3 separate regions of the Mus musculus genome follow, and all the other regions are linked to region 1. The links are chromatin loops, found by intact Hi-C in ENCODE. Cell type or tissue: left cerebral cortex. All regions are shown on one strand. Each heading gives the region's core, and the rest is flanking DNA. Links, peaks and the distances in the headings are about the cores only. Region 1 holds the start of Lyzl6 (lysozyme-like 6). Region 2 overlaps Nsf (N-ethylmaleimide sensitive fusion protein). Region 3 has its middle 9.2 kb from the start of Wnt9b.

Region 1 (7,969 bases), core at 1,631-6,630:
AGGTTAGTGAACCAGGCAGGCTGTTGTCTGCTTTCCTGTGCTCTGTGTCTGGAGAAGCATGAATCCCAGGGTCTTTCTTTGTCTGGTTTGTCCCCAAAGTGCCTGAGCCTCATGAGCCACCTGTAGGTGAGGAGGTTGATCATTATCTACAGTCTCAAGACTGCCCTCCCCAGAGCAGAGGTTCTGTGAAGTCTGCGATACAAGAGACACTGCAGGAACTCTTAGGACCTTAAATACATCATGTTGTTTGTGAGTTCTCTAAGGAAATTCGGGATGCGGCATCTGACGATGAGACCCTCCCCCTGCCCCCCTGCTAATATCAACTGATGCTTTGTGCCTAGAACACTGGGAAATTTGCTGAAGCCTCTCTTAAGCCTCAGTTCCTTTATGTAGGACATAGACAACGTTTCAGAAGTTAAACAAGGCCACGCCTGGAAACAGGCCTGGCTCCGCACCTGGTGCAGAGTAAGTGCTCAATAAACGCTGCTAGCTATTATCTATAACGAGGTCCTTCCTCTCCAGCACTGACAGTCTGTACTTCCAACTGCAGCGTGTAATTAAACCGCAAAGCATCTGGCTTCCCGGGCAGAAAGAAGAAGCCTGGAGGAAGGAAGGAGAGAGAGAAGGCTCCTTCTGGGCTGCCCGTTTGTGCAGCAGCCTCCCCACCAGCCAGGGCAACAGGGAATGGAGCGAGATGCCAGCCCTTAATGACAGGGTTTGAGGAGCCTGTGGGTCCCTGTTAGCTCAGACCCTTGGGGGATATTTGCCAAGGCAGACAGCTGAAGGGAAAATCAGGGCTGCTTTATGGTTGCTGAAGTTCGAATATGGTTGAAATGTCCCTGAAGGGTCCATGTGTCGATGACTTTGTTTTTAGGGTGGTAGTGGAACTAGGAGATGGTCGAACCTTAAAGAGATGGGGCCCCTAGTTTGGGCATGGTGGCTCATGCCTCTAATACCAGCATGGGGAGGGGTATGGTAAGCAGGCTCAGGCAGGTGAGCTCCCATATGCTTTCCAGTAAAGTCTGGGCTACCGAATGAGGCCTTGTCTCACAAAAACAAAAGGAAGGGCTGGGGGTGTGTAGCCCAGTAGGTCGAACACTTGCATAAGGCCCTGGGCCTGAGTCACAGCTTGGTATAAACCAAGCATAGCACTGCGTGCCTGTAATTCCAGTTCTGGGGTACAGAGGCGGGTGGGTCAGAAGTTCAAGGCCACCCTCTCTCTGTTACTTGCCAAATTTGAGAGCAGCTTGGGGTATATGGCTCCCTGTCTCAGAGCAATATAAAGGGTGGGACCTTTGGGACATCACGGTGTATATACATACCATAGACAGTCCATACCATAAACAGCTAGGCCACAGAGGAAGGGCAGAGAAATGCGGTAAGGACAAGCTGGTTGAAAGTGACAGCTACAATGGGGAAGCCAGTGCATGCTGGGCACCAGAGGAGAGACCAGTGCCACAGGCTAGTGGAACACGGGAAAAGAAGCTTTGGACTCCCAAGCAGCTTAGCGATGACAACTCGGGCTTAAGCGTGGGAAACCATTTTCAGTCTTGCAAGCATAGGCTTGGCAGTGAGTCTTTGATGGCAGTCAGATGCTGCTGGCCCAAGGAAGGGCCAGGCATGTAAGTCTCTCATCACTTGCATCAGGACCTGCGAAGGCTGGATATGGAACTCTGGATTTGGGGGCACAGGTCCAGGGGTAGCTCAGGCTAAACTTGTATTCAGTCTTGTAACCCACCCACCCACCCCCCCAAAAACTGTTCGGGCATAGGGATCCTTCTGCCTGCGACCTGATGCACTGTTAGGTAGCCTCTGATACTGTACTGGCCGCTTTTGTGGGTCAACTTGACACAAGCTGGAGTTCTCACAGAGAAAGGAGCCTCCCTTGATGAAAGGCCTCCATCAGATCCAGCTGTAAGGCATTTTCTCAAATAGTGATCAAGGGAGGAGGGTCCAGCACATTGTGGGCACTGCCAGCTCCCTGGGCTGGTAATCCTGGGTTCTTTAAGAAAGCAGGCTGAACAAGCTAGGAGAAGCAAGCCAGTAAGCAGCACCCCTCCATGGCCTCTGCATCAACTCCTGCCTCCAAGTTCCTGCCCTGTGTGAGTTCCAGTCCTGTCTTCCTTTGGTGATGAACAGCAATGTGGAAGTATAAGCCGAATAAACCCTTTCCTTCCCACCTTACTTCTTAGTCATGATGTTTTGTGCAGGAATACAAACCCTAACTAGGACACACACCTTTCACACTGATGGAACCAGCCATATGATTTCTTCTGGACAACCAAAAAGGTAAAGCAAGGGGCTGGTTTGAGAAATGTTTGTTTCTGGGCCTGGCTGTCTTGGTACACTCACGACATTATCTTACCTGCTATTACTAAGGTTTTTTTTTTTTTTTTAAAAAACCCAGGTCCCATGCATGCAGCACCCATGAAAGCCAGAACTGGGCAATGGACTCTTTAGAGCGGAAGTTACAGATGGCTGTTAGCGGTTGTTACATGGCTGTTACATGGTTGCTGACACCTGAACCTGGATCTTCTGCAAGAGCAGACAGTGCTCTTAACTGCTGAGCCATCTCTCCAGCCGCTGGCTAGATGGATTTTTATGACGCGCCATTTGAAAAAGGATCCTACTTCTGAAAATGGTATAAAACTGCCATCACAAGGCACAATTGCTCAACACTACAACGGTTAGTTTCCAAGGAGACACACTATACATTATTGTTTATAAGAAGGATCAGTGATTAGCTGATGGACCAAGTTTAGCCACAGCCTGTGTTTGCAAAATTTTACAGCGTCACAGACAGACTCACTTATGGGTGCACTATCTGCGGCTGGTTTTGTGCCACGTTGACAGAACCAAATGGTTGTAGCAGAGATCTTATAGTCTGCAATGGTGAAAATACACATCATGAAGGCTTTTATAGAAAACGGCTTCATAAGAATTATAAAGAAGAGGGGGGGGAGACTGGGTTGAAAATACATCTTAGCAGTTAAGAGCATGTACTGCTTGAAATAGCAGGGCTAGACACTGAGGACCGACAACCACTCACTGACAATGTCACAAAAGAAAGACATGACATGCTTGTGATGTTAATGCAACCTAGAATCATCTGGGAGGAGAGTCTCACACACACACACACACACACACACACACACACAGAGAGAGAGAGAGAGAGAGAGAGAGAGAGAGAGGGAGAGAGAGAGGCTGTCTACTTTGGACTGCTCTGTGGACATGTCTGTCCCGGGTTGTCTTAGCCAAGTTAACTGATATGGGAAGAGCCTACCCAGTATTGGCAGCGCCATTCCCTAGGCAAGGGATCTTGCCTTGTTTAAGATGGAGAAAGCAATCTGAGCACAAGAAGGCAAGCAAGCACATGCAGACACTCATTTCTCTCCACTGTTCACTGGGGGATGTGACGTGACCAGTTGTCCCAAGCTCTTTCTACGACGACTTCCTAGTAGTAATGAACTGTATCTTGGAATTGCAAGCTAAAACAAACCCTTTCTCTCCTAAATTGTTTGTTGTCAGGACATTTTAATCACAATAACAGAACTAAAACCAAAAGCAATGTCTTTGGGAAGACAGCTAGACTTGTCAAAAGTTTAAACCTTCATCTAATTAGGCATCTAGACTCAACTCTCAACGAACAGAAAATGGAAAAAAAAAACCAATTGGGAACATGTTAAGCTACATCACAGATTTGCAACATGAAATGTGGCTATTTCAAATAACAAGAGCTGGACATTAGTGCTCAACAGAAAGCCCATCAGGACTAGAGAGACTAAGGCAGGAAGAGAATCATGAGTTTGGGGCTAGCCTGGGCTACAGAGTTCTTGAAAAAAAAAAAAAGACAATTTGCTCCTGAGAGGGAGCTAAGCCTGCTGGTAACGTCGTCGGAAACAAGTTCAGCTTTAGGCTACCGCCTCCCAGCTCTGAGACTTTGGGATGGCTTAACTTCTCTGCAGCTGATTCTTAGGAGCTCTGTGAAGACAAATGGATTCCCTGCCTGCTGTGTTGAGCGCTGTATCCCACTGGCGGGGCTCATTTCAGGGTCAACATTTGTTCTCAGAGGGAGGCTTGTCTGCAGCATCCATGGGCACTTCCCTGTCTCTTTCCCCTCTCTTTCATTGAGTCATTCATCCCCGTGCCCCACTGTTTGCCATATGCTAAGCAAGCTAGTTAAGTCGGTGATGCTGCAGCATCTGGTCCACTAAGTTGCCTGTCAGCTCCACAAACCAGAACCTGCTGCCCCTTAAAAAAAAAAAAAAAAAAAAAAAAAGGTCTGGGAACACAGGGAACTCTCCTACTGCTGATGGACAAACAAGGCAGATTCTGAACCAAAGGAACCCAAGCCGACATTCAGGCTGTACCAAGAAAAAGAGAATGGTGCCTGCTAACTCCGAGAGGGAGGCTAGGTCATCTAAGGGACGGCATTTCGCAAAACCAAACTTTAAATCCACGTCTTCTTGGACATGGGCTGCTTCTGCCCTCTAGTGGCTGCTGGCTAGCACAGCAAGTACCAGCTTCAGGCAGTTGAGCTTTGTTTCCAGACTTCTAAATTACACTATGTTTCTCTACCATGCTTGACCCGTAATTACCTTTCCTCGAAATGTATCTTGTTTAATGATAGTAATTTCTAAATATTTTTTCGGCACCATTCTAAAGTATTGCCATGCTATAGTAGGTAGGTAGGTCTTCTTTGTGAGCATGTAACAGAAACACAACTCAAATTTGTTTATGTAAGAAGGGATACTCACTGAGTCCCAGAGAGAGGAAAAGAAGGTGTGTGTGGGTCCTTGAAGGTTGTTTCTGGACTGGATTCTGGACTCCACAGACTTTCTACAAAAGATTGGAGCTGCACAGGGGCCCACAGAAATCAAAATGCAGGGTATAGGTCCTGAGCAAAGTCCCACAGCTCTGCAGAGTTACAATCAGAATATAAGCACAAACCCTGCAGCCCAGGGGCAGGATGTGTAGGTCCTCTTTAGAAACTAAGGTTGTCCTGTTCTCAGAAAGGAAGGGAGGTATCAGGGTTCTGCCCATTGGTCCGCCTTACACCTTGCCTTCCAGACCCATCTACCATTTCTACCTAAAGCCTGCACAGTTTGCACAGTTCAAACCGGCATATTTCCTGGAGAGTGATGATGTCACAGAACCAGAGTTCCAGAAGGCTGAGGTGGCCAAGAACACATGCCTTCTTGAGACGAAGGAGAACTATTAGCCAGATGGGGCCAGAGAGTGCTTGGTAAGGAAGAGGAGGCTCCTGCCACAAACCATCTTGTCCTGTAGATCCTCCCAGAAGGGCCTGGGCTGGCTGCGAGCTAGGGCCAGAGAGGTATGCTTTGAAGCTGGATAGGGCCACATTCGGGGACTACTATCACCCCAAAGGGAATCCCTGAGGGGCTCCATGGGCCAAGCCAGACATTCCTGCATCCCAAGGCTTGGGGAAGCCTATCTCTGAGGTGCATTCTGCATCAGAGTAGGGAGGGCTGCAGGACATATCTGAATTAAACAGATATTTGCTATTTACCGGAAAGTCTGATTTAACAGGACTTCATCTGTTCTATTTGCAACACCAGAGCAGGGTAGTGAGAGCATCCAGAGAATGTCCTAAGTGCATGCTGTGTGACAAGGACAAATCAAGAGACCAGAAGGCAAGCAAAGCCGCCGGAGAGGCCACGTCATCCCTACATATGATGAAGGAGAGGGAGGGATCCTGGCCTTTGCCCTCAGCATCATACACCTAGTTTAAAGAGAAAGACACACATCCTAGGGCAGGACCAGCCCACGTGTGCGCTCACAGAATGAACATTTTGAAGGACAGAACCCAGTTATTTTATAGATGTTTCCTTCTGTTTAGGTTCATTTCTTTATGCTTGGACCCAGGCTTCCCATCTGTGGCCAGAACACCTCATTAGAGCTTATGCATCTTGAGGTTTCCCATCCAGAGGTGCAGAGTGTCCCTTTGTCCCTCACTGATAATGTTAATTTTAATTGCAAAGTCAAAACATTGGGTTTTGCTACGCAATACGGGAATGACCAAGGCCATGTATATAAGCCCTGATATTTTTCCAGCTTCCACCAACTCAGACCAGCCCCAATAGTAGTCATTATTCAAACCAATCACTGCCCAGGCTATGCTCCTACTGTAGCCTGGGAATCTGCCACATTTATAGGAGTCCTGGTTCCATTCTGTAAGGAATGTGAAACCATATCTTTTTGTTTATTATTTATCTTATTCATTACACCGTTCTGATTGGGCAAGTATTAGTAAATAGATCTTCATTTCACACATGGGAACCAGAGAAGTAAGTATGTTGTTCAAAGTCATACAGCAGCCCAGCCTTTGATAGCTGGTAGTGGGTGGGAATTCAGAGTCCTTGATCTTCAAACACACACACACACACACACACACACACACACACACACACACACACACATACACAGGCATACACACCATTAAAGCGAAGATTATTTATATAATACGATTATATTCGCTTGTTTTCTGATATGCATTTATACAGAAACAAAACAATAAAACCTACAAGCAGCCCTCCAGGAATGGCATGAGGCAGAGGTTGCAGTGGTGAAGGTCATATGTCATGTATCTGGGAGTATGGGTTGGGGCATATTGGCATCCCGTGTCCCTGCCCTTCCTCTGAAGGCACACGCTCAATCCATACCACAAATGCTGGTGAAACAAAATCTGCTCTAACTTTTGCCAACCTCACTCCCCATCCTGCTACCCAAACGTTGCTTGTGCCTAAATACCCATGAGAGGAGGACCAGCCACTGAAGCCAGAGTGGTCTTGATTTTGAACTCTTGAATCTGAGCAATGGGTATATGGAGGATCAGGAGATTTCTCTCTCTCTCAATCTTTCTCTCTCTCCTCTTATGTTAAATTTTCCGAGACAAAAAACATGATACGAACATAAAAGAACAGGCCCTTACCTGTGATACTAAGGCTCTGGTAGTAGAGGCAGGAGGATTGCTGAAAGCTGGCTACATACTGAGTTCCAGGGTAGGCTCGGGGTGTATGTACATCGAGGTTGAGGAGTGGGGAGCACTGAAACTTACCAGGTATTGAACATTGAGTGAGCGAGGAAATTTGGTTTCTCTCTCAGATCCCCCAGGCTCTCAGAGACTGCCTAGTGCCCTGTCTCCTTGGACAATGTTGAAGGCACTGTTCATCTGTGTGGCAAGCTGCCTTCTGGTAGTGAATGATGGCAACATCATCCATCGCTGTAGTTTGGCCAAGATTCTGTATGAAGAGGACTTGGATGGGTTTGAGGGCTACTCCCTGCCTGACTGTGAGTGTCATCTCCTTGGCTCCTTCCTCCCCACCCCTCCTCTGGATCTCTTACCTGCCTTCCTTCGCCATTTGTCTTTCCAAGTTGAGTTCAGAGAACCATCTCCCTGCAACAAGAAGCCTCTCCCAACATGTCACATCTCAGCCAGTAGCTATTAACTGAGCTCTTACCATGCACTACTGCTTTGGAGGTGAACCAAATTCTTTCCCTCACAGAGCTTACATTCTAGCACAGCAGCGAGCACTCACGCGGATACCCAGTGTTGGCTGGTGGCGGCATGTGCGTGAAGAATGTGGTGCAGGCATGCAGTTCCCAGAGTTGAAGGCAAGAGGATTGCTCTGAGGCCAGCCAGGGCTCGGTAGCAAGTTCTTGTCTCAAACAAGCAAAGGAGAAGCTTAAGGGGGTCAGCAGATGGCTCAGGGGGTGAAAGCACCTGTCACATTGTAAGCATGACAACTTGAGTTTGATCCTTAAAATAATGACTTACAACAACAACAACAACAACAACGTGGGAGCCAGAGAAACGCTCAGCAGTTGTGAGCATGCTCTGCCCATCCAGAAAACCTGAGTTTGGGTCCCATATGAAGCAGCCTATCTGCGACTCCATCTCCACGGGACCTGACACTTCTGGCCTCCACGGGCACCCTGCAGTCACATG
Region 2 (7,969 bases), core at 1,292-6,291, 270 kb before region 1:
TAAACTTTTGCAGGCAGAAGCTGAACTGCTGATGTACAGGAACAAAATACAGTGTGTTTTAAAAGAAAGCCTAGCAATTAGCGCTGAGTGTAGTGGCACACACCTTTAATCCCAGCACTGGGGGGGCAGAAGCAAGTGGATCTCTGTGAGTTCCAGGCCAGCCTGGTCTACATAATGAGACCCTGTCTCAAAAGAAAGAAAGAAACAAACAAACCAACCCCCCCCCAAAAAAAGCAAAACAAATAAAAAAGCAAACAAACTAAACAAAGAAGAAAAAAAATAAATAAGAAAGCATTAGAATTAAAATGAACCTGGCTTCCTCCCCGATGAAGTTTGGGTCCAGAGAAGATAAGCAGCTGGTGGGCATCGAGGAGCCTTCTGGATGACCTAAGGCAGGCAGTAGCGGCTCGAGCACAGCCCCGGGGTCCCTCCACCTGAGAGCACGGGGCTCGCATGCTTCCTGCCGGTCAAACTAGAAAGTTCTACAGCACCAGAAACAGCATGTTCTCTGTTCCCTGCTGATCTGCCAGGCCAAAAATAGTGACTGGGATATTCTTTATGCTATTAAGTATTTATTTGACTCTTATCTAAGTCCCTAGCTGTGCATCCACGGGCACATGACCCTCCTGCTCCTGCCTCCCGAGTGCTGGGATTCAAGGTCTGCACCATTATTGCCCTGCTGGATCTCGGTTTTCTTACTAGTAGTTTTCCTAAGTGTTTGTGAGTGTCGACTGAGTCACCTCCCATCATACTAACACACAAGTTTCCTTTTCCTGTCACTGGGTCTGTGATGGTGTGACTGTGGAGTTGACCCAAGAAGGACTTTCAAAAGAAAACTGCTTTTTCACCTTTGGATGATGTAGTAGAAAGCCATTGCACCATGGGCTAACCTTTCTTCCCTTCCTTCTCTCTACAGCTTGTCTTTAGCTTCAATGATAAGCTCTTTGGATTACTGGTGAAGGACATTGAAGCCATGGATCCCAGCATCCTGAAGGGAGAGCCTGCATCAGGCAAAAGGCAGAAGGTAAGCCTTTTTCCTGGTCTTCATTAGGCAATCTTTTTGACATGACTTGCACAGGCTGATATGTTTCTGACTATTCGCCTGGGGTAGCTTTCCATACTGTGTGTTCTCCCTCTGAGTTCCTCACTCCTGCTGTAGCCAGTATTGCTGCTGGAATAGAAACCAAAGCACAGCTAACCGCAGATCTACTAATCTGCACTAGCTGAACACCGCCATCTAGAATATGTCAGAGACTGGCTGTGAAGACAGACCTTGCCATGTCGGGATTGTGCGAGATGGCTGTGAGGAAAGCAGACGTAACTCAGATGACTGGTTGCCATGTTTGCTTTGTACTGAAAAACTTCATTTCTCCCTCGAGTCTAGCCTTGCTTTGAAATGCCTATAGCGTACTAATTATCATCTCTCTGTACAGATTGAGGTAGGCCTGGTTGTTGGAAACAGTCAAGTTGCATTTGAAAAAGCAGAAAATTCGTCGCTCAATCTTATCGGTAAGATGCACAGTTTTAGAAAATTTCAAATGAAGTGGCAATGCCTCTGATATTGCGTATGAGTTGTGTAAATGGTTTTCAGGTGATAGAGAAAGGAGACCCTTCCTTAAGGCTTGTTCTGTCACAAGCGCTGATTGATATACAATCTCAAGCCTTTAGCTGGAGTGCCCAGTTCACCTGTAACAATGTGAAACACATCGGCACATTTTAATTTCCTGTGCTCATAGCCAGACTTAAAACAATTAAAAAGAAATAATGACATTTCTTGGTTTGAAATTCTAAGATAATTTTGGGCTCACAAAGATTTGTATATGTGGCTGGGCAGTGATGGCTCACGCCTTTAATCCCAGCACTCGGGAGGCAGAGGCAGATGGATTTCTGAGTTCGAGGCCAGCCTGGTCTACAAAGTGAGTTCCAGGACAGCCAGGGCTACACAGAGAAACCCTGTCTCAAAGAAAAAAAAAAAAGATTTGTATATGTGGCTCACAGAATCCCAGTAGCTGTTGCCAGTTTCCCCTAGTGTGAACATCATACAGTGCAGTTACCCAGACAGATTCTCATGGGTCCATTGCTGCTGCCCAGCCTCCTGTCTTAGCTTGGATTCCATCATCTTTCCCATCAAGCCCTTTCTCTCTCCCAGGTCTCATTCCCGACCATCTCACCCCACACATAGCTTCTCTGTGTGAGTCCTCTCCCGGCTCTGATGGCTCCTCAGAATTTCATTATCTTTTGTGACCTTCAGCACTGGTCAGCCCCCCAGCTAATTGCCGTGTTAAACGCAGAATCGTCCGTCACTGTTCTTTAGTGATCCGTTGAGGACTGTGATCTTTCCAACAGATGGGATCTTGCTCACCAGCCTTACTTTGATATATTAAAACAATACAGTTTAATCTCTAAGAATAGCAGCTCATATAAATAATGATTTATTAACTCAAATTTATGTTCATGTCTATCCCAATAAAATAGAGAAGGTTTTTCATTGGCTACACAGCCTTGTCCAAAATTACTTAACTTTGTTTAAATGTAGTTTGGGAGCAGTTTTTTTGTTTTGTTCTGTTTTTTGTTTATTTGTTTTTTTAGTCAATAATTTACCAGTCTTTGTTGCTATTTCTCTCTTACTTTTGTGTACTATGTACCGGTGTCCTTGGAGGCCGGAGGGACAGTGTCAGATCCCCTGGAAGTGGTGGTGTGTAAGCCTCGAAGCCTAAGTGCTGGGAATCCAGCTAATCCTCTGCAAGAGCAGAGCACGATCTTAACTGCTGAGCCAGCTCGCCAGCCCAGGCTCGCCTCCAGCTTGTAGACCTCTGGCTCCTGTGCTCTAGCTAAATGCTAGGACCAAAGGCACAGGCCACATGCCTGTGGACAAGCGTTCACTAAAACACCTCATACTCTAAATTGGATTTTATTTGTATATTATTCATAATTTATTTTATACAATTAGTGTGTGTGTGTGTGTATCTGAGCATGTGTGGTACATATGTGGAGGTCAGAGGACAACTTTCGAGTCATGTACACTGTGTGAATGGCAGGAATTAAACTCAGGCTGTCAGTCCACAAGAGCCTTAGCTCACCAGGCCACATCAGTAGCCCCTAATTTGCTTTTTTTTTTTGATTAACATGTTCAAGCATCTTAAATATATCTCTATAATATGATTTTAATGCCCCCAATATCATTTTTATGAAGGCCATATCATAACGTTCTATTACTGACACAATATTTATGATGTGATTTTCTTGTTTTTTACTTTTGTACACCTTTTGTTAAAATACCTTATCCCAGGGCAGTTCTATAACTTTTGCACAGTGTAGGTGTTTTCAAGTAACTTACATGAAGATGTGATTTTGGTTGGAAAATGAACTTATATAGTAATTTGGCTCACAGTAAGTTTGACCACAAGAGGGCAGTAGAGTATAAGCAAAATATTTTTGATCCCCTTCTAAAGGAAAAGCATTAGTCTACAAAATTCTAACCAGAAAATTATTATCTGAATTTTTTTAATTTATTTTTTATTTTTTTATATTTTAGTGTGGTGTGTTCTTCTCTGGCTTTGTAAGACCCGTATTTCCCTCTTTTTTGTTTAGAGCCTGCTGTAAGGTATCTTGTTCTTTGTGTCCAAGACAGGCGTGGTTCTCTGGAGTTACTTTAGGTGGCAGTCTGACATTTATATTAAACAGTTTGTATCGTGAGAGAATTTGTAAGTCTGACTTTTTCAGTCATTAAAGTCTTCAGAATGTTTTTTGTCTCCGTGTGACAAGCCATCAGATTCATTCCACATATCTTCGTAGGCCGAGGTCTAGGTAAATGTGCGTATCTCACACACACTTCCCAGGAGCTGTGAGCCAGCACTTGCTGTCAGTGACACTTGTGGAGCTAGCGGAGTTTATATCTGGCGCACACAAGGTGTTTCCTTGCAGCAGCTAAGTTAATTTGGTTGGATTAAAGGTTAATGAGAGAGAGTTCTGTGGACTGGCTGCAGGTAGCCTAGATGCGGGAGCACCGGTTTGGTTGGGTTTGGAAGTTTATTACTGACCATGAATGGCAACCAGGCAAGATCGGAAAGCTGGTCTTACCCTTCCCACTAGACAGTCCTCCAAGAGCGTGCTGCCCACCCTGACGTCACAGCCGTGTGTCAGCCCACTTAAGTCCGGGCGTCTGTCCTTCCAATGCTTACCCCTGCTGCTGCCCTCACAAATGTGGGTCTACTTGTTTGTCACAGGCAAAGCTAAAACCAAGGAAAATCGCCAGTCCATCATCAATCCCGACTGGAACTTTGAGAAAATGGGGATCGGCGGTCTGGATAAGGAGTTCTCGGACATTTTCCGAAGAGCATTTGCTTCTCGGGTGTTCCCCCCGGAGATCGTGGAACAGATGGGTGAGTTTCTGACCAAGCCTTCCGCTCCCGGGGAAGCACGGAGGTAATGAGGTGCTCTTCTCAAGAGTTTTGAAGTGACTTTTCAAATCCACCCAAAACAAAAAACAAACAAACAAAAAAAACCCAAACCATTAGGTTTCACGAGAAATTCAAAGTATTTACTCTCGTGGGAGAAATAATAGAAATGGTATTTACACTTGCTCCATTGTATCTGTTTAGGTTACATTGTTTTTCCGTGGGCATTTTAGAAATGGTCCCCCATCCTGAAGACCCACCCTGGGTCAGGTTCACCTGACATATTGTCGTCGTCCATGCAGCTGAGGACATTGCACGGATGCTGGCTTACAGCCGCGCTCAGCACTTCCCTCCAGTAAATGGATACTTGGCAAGGGTTTTAATTAGATAAGTCTGATCCCTAGAGACACATATGGGAGTCTCCATACTGCACGTGAAGAAATACTCTCTTCATTTGTCACTTTGCTCTTGACAGTTTATTTAATTTATCCGTATGAAGTGATTTTCTTTGCCCAGTAGAAAGACCTTCAGGACAGTTTTCAAATCCGTATCATTGGTTGGATTGGAGCGTGAGCCGCAGAGTATCTGAGAAAGGAATTTATAATAGCTTCTTGCAGACTGAGTGTGAAAACAGGATCCAAAAAGCTGGAGGGATACACACGTACTGCTCCCCTCTCCCCCATTCTCTCTCTTTAAATTGCTACCGGGAGATAAGAGTATATTCATCACGGTGGACAAGGGGTGCTCTCCAGGCACGAAGCGCCGGGTCACAGTAGCCGGCTGTGTCTTAGCCGGCTCTGTCGGTCTCTTTTCTGCCCGGTTGCTCACTCTGGTCAATTACGAGCACAGCACACACCTGTTCACTGGGTAAAGGTCGAGTTTAGAATTGGATTAAGACAAAATGACAGAGACCCTCATCACCTGAGTTTTATACACCTTGAAATGGCAGTGACATACTTCTTATCTGGAAGATACAAAGGCCAAATCCATAAAAAGAAAAGGAAAAAAAAAAAAAAAACCAGACTCTAATTTGGAAAGTTGGAAGAAATATAGCAGTTCACTGCCCAATAATGTGTGTTTTGAGGCTCAGTAAATCCTTACGGTGTTTTGATGAAGACTTGGAAATATTATTTAAATATATTTTAGGTAATACGGAGTCAGTGGGCAGGTTCTCCGTGTTGGATGCCGTGCGTCAGTCATCCTTGCGGAGGATTTGTACCTGGGAGAGGGAAAGGGCTGTGTGTCTTACTGTTTGTGGGGTCCAGCCAACCAGCAGGAGAGCAGCTGCTGCGGGAGGATGCTGTGCTGGTGCTGTGCGCCACCTCCCAGCTGAAACTGAAGCAAGCAGGTTGTTGTTTGCCCCCGGATTTGATCTGGCTTTGATGTGTTTTAGAAGAAATGAACGAGGGCTGTGGATCTGAAGTTTGTGTTGTAATCCAAAGCCTTTTTTATGGCTTTGTTTTTTTTTTTTTAATCATACTTACACTATTTTAAGATACACACACACAAAGTTTTATTCTTTTAAAAGTACCCTGCCATGACTTTCTTCCATCAAGAAGCACGTAGTATCATTTAATTTAAATAGCAGCCTGCTGTCAAGTTACCTGGACTTTGAGCTGAATTAAAAACAAAACAACAAGGAACAAAAACAACGAAACTCTGCTGCTCTCCTTAATTTAAAGGTTTGATGTCTGAGAAATAATTCTCTTTTATGTAGATATCATTTCTTGGGGTTCCCTTTTTCCTTTAAATTTTGGGGGGGTTAATAGAGCATCCCATTGCCCTCCAAGAAGAATTTGGTTAATGCTGATCATTTGGCTTGGTAAAAGTAAAAGGCTCGACATAAGAAGCAGAGATACGCTTGCGCTTCGACAACAACCAAGCCAAATAGAAAGTTACATGTGTTCACGGAGGCGTGGTTTATGTTCCTTCCTCTTCGAGGTGGAAATAAAATTGGCTGATTTCCTTCACTCTTTGTTCATTAAGTAGATTTAATAATATATCTTGTGGGTTTAATAACTAGACAGGGTAAGATGAGTTAAATCAATCAAATGAGAAAAAGTATTTAGTAAATAATAATTCCTATAGATTGTAAGGCATTTGTAACTGAAAGCTTTATTCTCCACAGATGGTCTCTCCCGTGAACTCTGGAATGTAATTAGAATGTTAGTTAGATTTGTTTTACATGTGTGCACACAACTTTATATGTATATCAAGGTTTCTAACTTAGAAAGTGAGACGATAAGTTATTTTCCTGGCCATTGTGTCACTGATGGTTACGTCTTTAGGTAACATATCTTTCATTTGGTTGTAAAATTTCATATTTTCTTCTAAAAAGTGAAAATAGAAAAAAGAGATTAAGACAAAATGACAGAGACCCTCAGAGATTAGACTATTGTGGTGACCAACGGGTTTAAGTGGAGACACAGTTATGGGGTAGGCCTGAGAGCAGGTGAGGTTATATTCCTGCAGACAGCTCTCACGGTTCCAGGCTAGCATTTTTATCTTGGTGTATACCTTCCTGCTTTCTAAAATATTTTTTTATAGAATTAAAACTCAGGAAATCCTAGCTGGGCTTGGTGGCGCACGCCTTTAATCCCAGCGCTCTGGAGGCAGAGGCAGGCAGATGGATCTCTATGAGTTTGAGGCCAACCTGGTCTACAAAGTGAGTTCCGGGGCAGCCAGGGCTCTGATACACAGAGAAAACAAACAACAGCAGCAACAACAACAACAACAACAACACACACACACAACAACAACAACACACACACACACAACAACAACAACAACAACAACAACACCACCACCACCACCAACAACACACACACACAACAACAACAACAACAACAACACACACACACACACACACACACACACAAAGGAGGTCCTTAAAGAGAAAATAAGTCACATAAAGTTCTAGAGCCTGAGGGACGACGACCATGTGTGGGAATAGAGAGGGCTCAGCTCTGGCAAATATCAGCCGTCTGTTACTGTCTGATCAGCCTGGTCAGTCTGCTTCCTTTTTCTTTTCTTTCTCATCTGTAGCAATTAGGCTCACTCAAACCTAAGCAGGGCAGATCTTTCTTGGACGTGGTGGAAACTAAAGCTATATCTGACACCCAGTGAAGGTCAAGTAGAGTGTGTCCCAGCCCCAAGGTGCCAGCCTCTCTCAAAAAACCAAACCAACCAAACAACACCACACACAAACTAAGGAAGTCCTTAATCAGCTGTCCTTTAAGTCCTTCCTACCCAGGATAACAGCGCCACCATTTGTACCACCATAGCAGCGTGTAGCTTAGCAGTGTGAACACCGGAAGCTAGCCTTGGAAGGTTAGGTGAGTGAGCTCAGTGCTAATGGCTGCCCATGAGCATTCTCAGATGTCCTGTTCAGACATTTACTGCGCTTCCCCCTTGTATGCAGTTTTGTGGGGAACAGTCGGGATGGATAGATAAATGAGTGATCTTGTCATTGCAGCGCTTATGCTCGCACAGGGTGTTTCTACAAAGAAACTTCGTTTTCAGCATCCCTAGCTCCTAACCTCGTTAGGAGCACTGGAATATCAGCTAGCAAG
Region 3 (7,969 bases), core at 1,232-6,231, 120 kb before region 1:
AATAATCCATGCTACTGTACTTCACAAATGAGGGATGTATGGCCCAGGGAGGCTGCAGGGCCGGTTAAAGCCATAGTCCTAGTACATTTAGGAGCTGAGGTGTGAATTTAGACCTTCAAAGCTGGGGTGTGTGTGTGTGTGTGTGTGTGTGTGTGTGTGGGTCATTCCAAAGGGCAGAACATGGCTTTCCGGGAAGGCGTTGATGCCTCCTTCTGGGCATATGCATAGGACCAGCTAATGGTCTGTTCACCTTGCAGAGGCCAGAGCTGGCATGTGCCTTTAGAGTAGACACGTATAGCTCTGCGTCACTGAAGATGCCCCACAGAGAAGAATCTGTGCACGCCACATGCATGCTCTTGCGATGACCATCATCTGTCACTAGGAGTGCCTAGAGGGGAAGCCTGCCTGGGAATCACTCCAAGGGGTGAAGTGGAAGGCAGGGTCCTACCAGCCTCACCCATGTGTATGTAACACATCACTTCCATCCAAGGGGGAGGGCATGTATCCAGCAGCAGCAAGTCATAGCTCCAACTCCCTGTGCTGTGGTGAAGATTTAAAAAAAAAAAAGATCTCATTTTCTAAGTCGTTCCTGATGCTTTGGAAGTTATCAGAGGAGGTGGAGGAGGTAGCTCACTAGGTAGCATGCTCACTTACCACACATGAGTCCTTAGCTCAATCCCTAGGACGTCACAATCCAGGCACAGTGGCCTATGACTGTGGTCACAGCACCTTCAGCATGGAGGCAGGAGGATCAGAAATGCAAGAAATGCTATCCTTGGTTACATAATAAGTTTGAAGCCAGCCTGAGCTATATGGACCCTGTCTCAAAAACAGGACTGGAGAGATAGCTCGGTGCTTAAGAGCACTTACTGCTCTTACAGAGGACCCAGATTTAGTTCCCAGCGTCCACATGGTGGTTCACAACCCTTTGTAACTACAGTTCCAAGGGATTTGAACCCTCTTCTGGCTTCTGCAGTCACCGGACACACAGGTACATGCACTCACACACATAAAATAAAATAATATAAAATAAGATAAAATAAAATAAGCAAATATAAAGCATACGTTAAAAATAAACAAAGAAGCTGGGCATGGTGGCGCATGCCTTTAATCCCAGCCCTTGAGAGGCAGAGGCAGGCGGATTTCTGAGTTTGAGGCCAACCTGATCTACAGAGTGAGTTCCAGGACAGCCAGGGCTATACAGAGAAACCCTGTCTCGAAAAACCAAAAATAAATAAGTAAGCAAACAAACAAACAAAGAAAAGAAAAGGGGTGGGGGCATGCAGCTGGAGAGATAGCTCAACAGTTAAGAGCACTTTCTGCTCTTGCAGATGATCCAACATCCACTTGGCAGCTCACAACTATTTGTAACTCCAGTTCCAAGGGATCCAATAGCCTCTTCTAGCTTCTATGGGCACCAGGCCTGCACATGGCACACACACACACACACACACACACACACACACACACACACACACACACACACACACAGGCAAACACTCATGTACATAAAATAGAAACAAATCTTTACAACCAAAGGAAGAGACAAAACCCCACCAAACCCATCACAGGAGCAATAGGAGCTCAGTTGCCATAGTCACTGCCCTGGCCTGTTTTCTCAGAGGTAAAGACTAAGACTAGCCTGGTGATTGAAAGTAAGATATGGGAGAGGAGATAAGAGCCTGGGAGCGGATGAAGAGACCACAAGGGACCATATTAAAAATATATATATACAGCATAAGGAGGGCAGGAGAGAAGGCTCAGGGATGTAGAGCAAATACCACTCTTGCAGAGTTCATTCAACTTCCAGCATCAACAACCAAGGGCTTATAACTTTAACTCCAATGTTGGGGGATCTGATGCCCTCTACTGGACCCCAAAGGCAATGCACTCACATGCACATACCACATACCCATCATTGAAACTAAATGTTTAGAGCCGGACGTGGTGGCACATGCCTTTAATCCCAGCACTCGGGAGGCAGAGGCAGGTGGATTTCTAAGTTCGAGGCCAGCCTGGTCTACAGAGTGAGTTCCAGGACAGCCAAGGCTATACAGAGAAACCTTGTCTTGAAAAACCAAAAAAAAAAAAAAAAAAAAAAAAAAAAAAAAAAAGAAAGAAAGAAAATAAATGTTTAAAAACAACAACAACAACAAAAACAAAAAGAAACCTGCAGAAGTCTGGCTTAGTGTACATACCTGTAATCCTATACCAGGAGACTGAAAATCTATTTGATTTCCATGTGCAGGAGAATTGTCATAAGATCAAGGTCACATGGTGAGATTATGTTTCAAACACACAGACAAACAAACCCGAGAAAGCCCCTCCTATCTCAGAGATCACTCTGGGAACAAAAGTAGCCCCTCTTCTAACCCATCTGTCAGGTTTGCAGTGGGAGATTAACCCCATCTTTTCTGTATGTGTGTGTGCACGTGTTCACGTGGATGTGCAAATGTGTGTAAAGGCTGCAGGCTAACATTGGGTCTCTTCCTTGGCTGTTCTTCCCCTTATTTTGTGAGGCATGCTCTCTCAGAACTTGGCACTCACCAATCCATAGCTAGAAAACCCCAAGGATCCTCATGTGTCCATACCCCAGCAGTTCTGGGATTACACAGACACACTGCTGCATCAGACGTTTTAGGTGGGTGCTGGCGGTCTGGGCGGGGCTTGTTTAGCATGCGCTTCACTGATTGGCCCATCTCCACAGCCAGTATTTATTTATAAGTAGGCTATCTAGCCCAGGCTTCAGACTTACTATGCAGCTGAAATTGGCCTTGAATTTATGCCGCTCCTGCCTCTGTCTCCACCGTGTGGGGGTTACAGGTATATGCCCCCATGTCTGGTTTACACGGTGGTAGGGCTTGAACTCAGGGCTTTGTGTTTGACACTGACAGTTTGGCAGAGAGGCCTGGGCAAAAGGGCATTATTTACCAACCCTACCAGCTTGCAAAGGTGATTTCCTTTTCTAAAGAACTTCAAGTAGATTTTTATGGATTTCAAATATTGCTTATAACAAGGCAGGTCAGACGTTTATTTTTTTTAGGCAAACATGTCTGTGGGCATTCACAGCACTTAGCCCTGTCCCCATGGCCACAGTCCCCTGCAGCGGGTGTGAACAGGTGACCTTCCCAAAGCCACTGTTCAGCTGCCCAACAGCATCTGACAGGTCCAAACAACACGCGTGAGGTCCCTTCTCCTCTCAGTCATATGTATCGGGATGCACTGAGCCCCCAGAACAAATGGCTGTGGCATGGGATGCCAGAGTGGCTCTGATAAGCCACGCAAGGCTGCAACTTCAAAGAGACAGGGAGTAGAAGCAAGTAGCAGTGGAGGCAGGGAGACTGTCTAGAAAGAGCACAGGCTGAAAATCTGGCTCAAATCGGAGAGCCAGACTCTGAAAGTCATGTTCGCAGGGACATTAGCTGACGGTGAGGCCCAATTTCTCTCTGTAGCCCTTTCTGCTAATGGCCTCTTCCTTTCTTGTGGTCCTGCCCTGATACCATGACCCCGTCCTGGATGCTTCCTTCAGTGGGAGCCAGGGGGTTAGTACAATTGTGGCAGGAAGACTCACATATAACAAAGAGGAGAATGCCATGTAGGAGAGGGAGCAAGCCAGCCTGGCAGAGTGGAGACTGGCTTCGCTGGCCTGCTCCCTCTCCTAAATGACACCTTCTTTGTTAGGTAAGAGCCTTCATGCCTTTACCCTTCCACCCCATGGCTCCTGTTGAAGACAGCATTTTAAAGAGGGTCTTGGTGAAGCTAAACGGATTACAGGAAAGGAGTCTGTTAGCAGAAAAAGACTATGAGATTGGAGAGGGGAATAGGGAAGAGGCGCTTTACAGTGTGAGACAAGCATTCTGGGGTGAGGGGATCCCAAATGTACTGGCTTTCCCTTAAGTGGGTCACTTCCCCTAAAGCTTTGTCTTTGCCCTGTGCAAAATGAAGGCATTAAATCCATCCCGCCACCTCTGCCCTTAAGCGTGTTTCTAAATCTACCTCCATGCCATCAGCCACGGACCCCGCTGACCAGCAGGGGGCGCTCCTGCAGAAGGTTGACCACCCTTGCCCTAGGCAACTGTTGCTCTCAGCTTCTTGCAGGGTTGTCAGAACAGAAAAGGTACTCCCCCCACTTCCTGTCCCTCCCAGTCCACTCGGGCCACTTTTCTTCTCAAGCTCTCCCTTTCAATTGTGTGTTTTGGAATTAGCTTGCTAGGAAATTACTGACTCTAGGTCCTTGGGGGAAGTCATTTTGTTTCTCTGTGCCTCAGTTTCCCCACGCACCAAGGAAGTATGAGTGAGAGACTTTCACCCAGAGAGGAGGTAGCAATGCTGCTGCTTCATAATCATTTTCCTCATCAGGGCGAAAGCGGCTGCTTCTACTTCCCACAGGGACGAGCCAGAGCCTGCCGAGACTGTCAGAGTACCAGCTGGTCTATATTATTTTATTTTAGTTATTTTATGTAAAGGATGAAGTGATTCTAGTACTGTGAGTGATACTCAAAACGTTGGAAGTAATAGGGTTTTGAACACACAAGGGTCACGTTGGAAAGCGGTTTCATTAGTCCTTAAATTTCTCCCCCATCTTTTCTAAGGGCGGCGAACTGGGGAGATGAGTCTATTTAATGAGTGGGGAAACTGAGATCCCAGAAGGATCCATTGTTGGAGTTTATGCCAGTTTCTCTCCGTAATCCAGGCTCCATCCCGTTGGAGTCAGCGACTCCTATTGGAGACATGCGGGATTACAGCGATGTCTGTGGACACTGGTAGGTTGGTTTTCAGTAACCCAGATGGAGAGTCTCACCTTCTGTTGCGTTTCAAGCACTTCTGTGGCAAAGTGCTTGTCCCCGTGGATAAAGCAAGGAAAAGAAGGACCAGAAAAATCATTGCAAAATCCAGGTCAAAACACAACAGCATCTCAGTATAGCCCTATACAACCTCCCCGGGACAACGGGTAAACGGTCCCATCATCTTATTTAGCAGGTTCTTCTCTTTACTGTAGCGGGTAAACACATTCTCTGACACTAGTTCCATGGGTTCTAGGTTTCTGGGTCTAGGCCAACAAACAAGCCAACCTGAGCCTCAGTTTCTTGTGTGTAAAATGTGAGGATTAAATAAGTTAATACTAGCTAGGCTGTGGTGGCACACACCTTTAATCCCAGCACTCAGGAGGCAGAGGCAGGGGGATCTCTGAGTTCGAGGCCAGCCTGGTCTACAGAGTGAGTTCCAGAACAGCCAGGGCTACACAGAGAAACCCTGTCTCAAAAGGAAAAAAAAAGTTAATATATCTAACACATTACTCTTATATAGAAATTAGTTTATCCTTATATAGAAATGCCAGCTGCCATTAAGTATTTGTTAATTATTAATTAATTAATTAACTAATCAATTAATTAAGCTTCTTAACTGACTGTAATCCATAAAAGACAATCATGGACTTAACCTCCTCTGACTCACACTGCTCAGCAGGAGATTTTTTTTTTTAAGATTTATTTATTGATTATATGTAAGTACACTGTAGCTGTCTTCAGACACTCCAGAAGAGGGAGTCAGATCTCATTATGGATGGTTGTGAGCCACCATGTGGTTGCTGGGATTTGAACTCTGGACCTTCGGAAGAGCAGTCGGGTGCTCTTACCCACTGAGCCATCTCACCAGCCCCCCCCCCCGGAGATTTTTGACTAAGGAAACATTGTTAAAACATATATGCTGAATGCTCTCTTGTCTTTCTTTCTTTTCTTTTCTTTTTTTCTCTCTTTTTTTTTCTTTTTTCTTTTTTGGTTTCTCGAGACAGGGTTTCTCTGTATAGCCCTGGCTGTCCTGGAACTCACTCTGTAGACCAGGTTGGCCTCAAACTCAGAGATCCCCCTGCCTCTGCCTCCCGAGTGCTGGGATTAAAGGCGTGCGCCACCATGCCCGGCTTTCCTTCCTTCCTTCCTTCCTTCCTTCCTTCCTTCCTTCCTTCCTTCCTTCCTTTTTTTTTTTTTTTTTTTAATTTTGAGACAAGGTCTCACTATATCACCCTGGCTATCCTGGAACTCACTGTGTAGACCAGGTTGGCCTTGAACAAAATGTGATCTTCCTCCACCTCCCCAGTGCTGGACTTAAAGGCATGCATACCACCCTCCCCCACCCCCAGCTCGACATTCTTTCTTAAACAATACAGTATAACAACTATGTACATGATGGTCACACCTTACCATTGTAAATGTTACAAATTATACATAAGCACACAAAGTATCAAATTTATATATACAATGTTTAAAATTATACACCATAAAATTACAGAAATGTACTATTTTTCAGACAGGTTCTATTGTAGCCCTGGCTGTCCTGTAATTCACTATGTAGCCCAGGCTGGTCTCAAACACAGAAATCAGCCTGCCTCTGCCTCCTAAGTGCTAGGATTACAGGTGTGCATAGGCCCACCTGGCATGTGTGTGTGTGTGTGTGTGTGTGTGTGTGTGTGTGTGTGTGTGAATGTGTGTTCTAGGTTTACTGTTTCCCAGTCTTAGCTTATTCCCAGTGGAAAGAAAGAAGTCTCGCTAGCCCCTTGATGTCCCGACTCTAAGTGTAGGAAGAAGTACTGAGCCATCTACCAGCCGGGGTAGTTGACAACACTTCTTGCAAATGTACTTGCACCTGCAGTTATAACAATGTGATAGTATGTCCTAGAAGAAATGGTCTTAGTGGCAAGCAGGACGGAAGTGCATTGCTCCAGGGACTTTCTGAGCATCCACATGGGACCTCTTCCTCTCACCTGTCCTTTGCAGAGAGGACACCTGTGTGCAGAGTTGCATGTTTTTGGTGGTGTTTCTGGTACATTCTGGCCCCATTCTTCTGTTTTCCTAGGTGGTTGGTGTCCTTGCCTTTCTCCTCCTCGCCTTTCCTTCAGTTTTCTTTCCTTCTGTGGGCAGAGTCGGAGACAGTGCCCTGCATGAAGAATCTCCGCTAGGGTGAAGGACAGATGGCCCCCAGTGCATGCAGTCTGTCCAGGCATCCTGCTGGGCTCTGACACTTCTGATAGTGACTACCAGGGATGGGGTGTGGCACTCATCTACAGTGGGCACAGTAGCCAGGCAGAGACCAAACATATATATCACTTGTCACATAGGAATCCACTGGCAACCATGGAGCAGATTCTCTGACACTGGGATTTTACCTGGGGGTCACTTCTTACCTCCACGTGTGTCCCTGAGGACAGAACTGGCCTGCAGAGAATGTTCTCACTGTGTCAGAAGAAAGGGCTCAACCTCTGGCTCATGTCATGAGGACCTCCCCTCTCTCCTTTTCTTTTTTGAGACAGGGTCTCACTGTATATAGCTCTGGTTTTGCCTGGAACTCCGTATGCAAACCAGGCTGGCCACAGACTCACTGAGATTTGCCTGCCTCTGCCTTCTGAGTTCTGGGATTAAGGTCAGCACAATTATGCCTGGCTAGGGCAGAATTTCTAACCATTCATAAGTCAAACTTGACAGCTCAGGATCATTCATTCATTCATTCATTCATTCATGTTTTTTTTTTTGTTGTTGTTGTTTTTGCTTTTTGAGACAGGGTTTCTCTGTATAGCCCTGGCTGTCCTGGAACTCATTCTGTAGACCAGGCTGGCCTCGAACTCAGAAATCTGCCTGCCTCTGCCTCCCAAGTGCTGGGATTAAAGGCGTGCGCCACCACTGCCCGGTTCATTCATTCATTTTAACCCAGTGGTTCTCAACCTTGCTAATGCTGCAACCCTTTAATACAGTTCCTCATGGTGACCCCAACCAAAAAAATTATTTCATTATTTCTGCATATCTGTAATTTTGCTATTGTTATGAGTCATAATGTATAAATATCTGATATGTGACTCCCCAATGGGTCACAACCCACAGCGTGAGAACCACTGTTCTAATACGTATAGATCCCTTAACTTGAAGCCAAAGTGCATACCCTCCTTGACAGGAGCTGTGGGTATGAATGAAGTAGGAGGAAC

The links. Peaks named below come from ENCODE experiments on the same cell type or tissue, not always from the same donor. Only the 100,000 strongest peaks of a DNase experiment are listed, where the experiment ranks them.
Region 2: a loop joins it to region 1, with 5 times the contacts of the local background. A loop is called at or near these places in 25 of 42 quality-filtered maps.
Region 3: a loop joins it to region 1, with 9 times the contacts of the local background. A loop is called at or near these places in 22 of 42 quality-filtered maps.

The regions. Positions count from the first base shown.
Region 1 is chr11:103,636,100-103,644,068 of GRCm38, reverse strand. Lyzl6 (lysozyme-like 6) reads left to right here and starts at 5,179. Exons shown (of 5, transcript NM_001356472.2): 1 at 5,179-5,245; 2 at 7,126-7,311. The coding sequence starts at 7,173. 1700072I22Rik (RIKEN cDNA 1700072I22 gene) reads right to left here and starts at 5,133. Exons shown (of 2, transcript NR_131143.1): 1 at 4,758-5,133. In left cerebral cortex, for the core only: a CTCF peak has its summit at 4,505 (motif pointing left); a DNase peak (open chromatin) is centred at 4,489.
Region 2 is chr11:103,906,856-103,914,824 of GRCm38, reverse strand. Nsf (N-ethylmaleimide sensitive fusion protein) reads left to right here. Exons shown (of 21, transcript NM_008740.4): 6 at 917-1,024; 7 at 1,434-1,509; 8 at 4,227-4,382. Among named protein-coding and RNA genes, the nearest start is that of Nsf, 43 kb to the left of the region's middle. In left cerebral cortex, for the core only: a CTCF peak has its summit at 3,401 (motif pointing right); a DNase peak (open chromatin) is centred at 3,409.
Region 3 is chr11:103,755,006-103,762,974 of GRCm38, reverse strand. It overlaps a transcript of Wnt9b not described here. Among named protein-coding and RNA genes, the nearest start is that of Wnt9b, 9.2 kb to the right of the region's middle. In left cerebral cortex, for the core only: CTCF peaks have their summits at 1,868 (motif pointing left), 2,787, 4,029 (motif pointing right) and 4,729; DNase peaks (open chromatin) are centred at 4,028 and 4,719.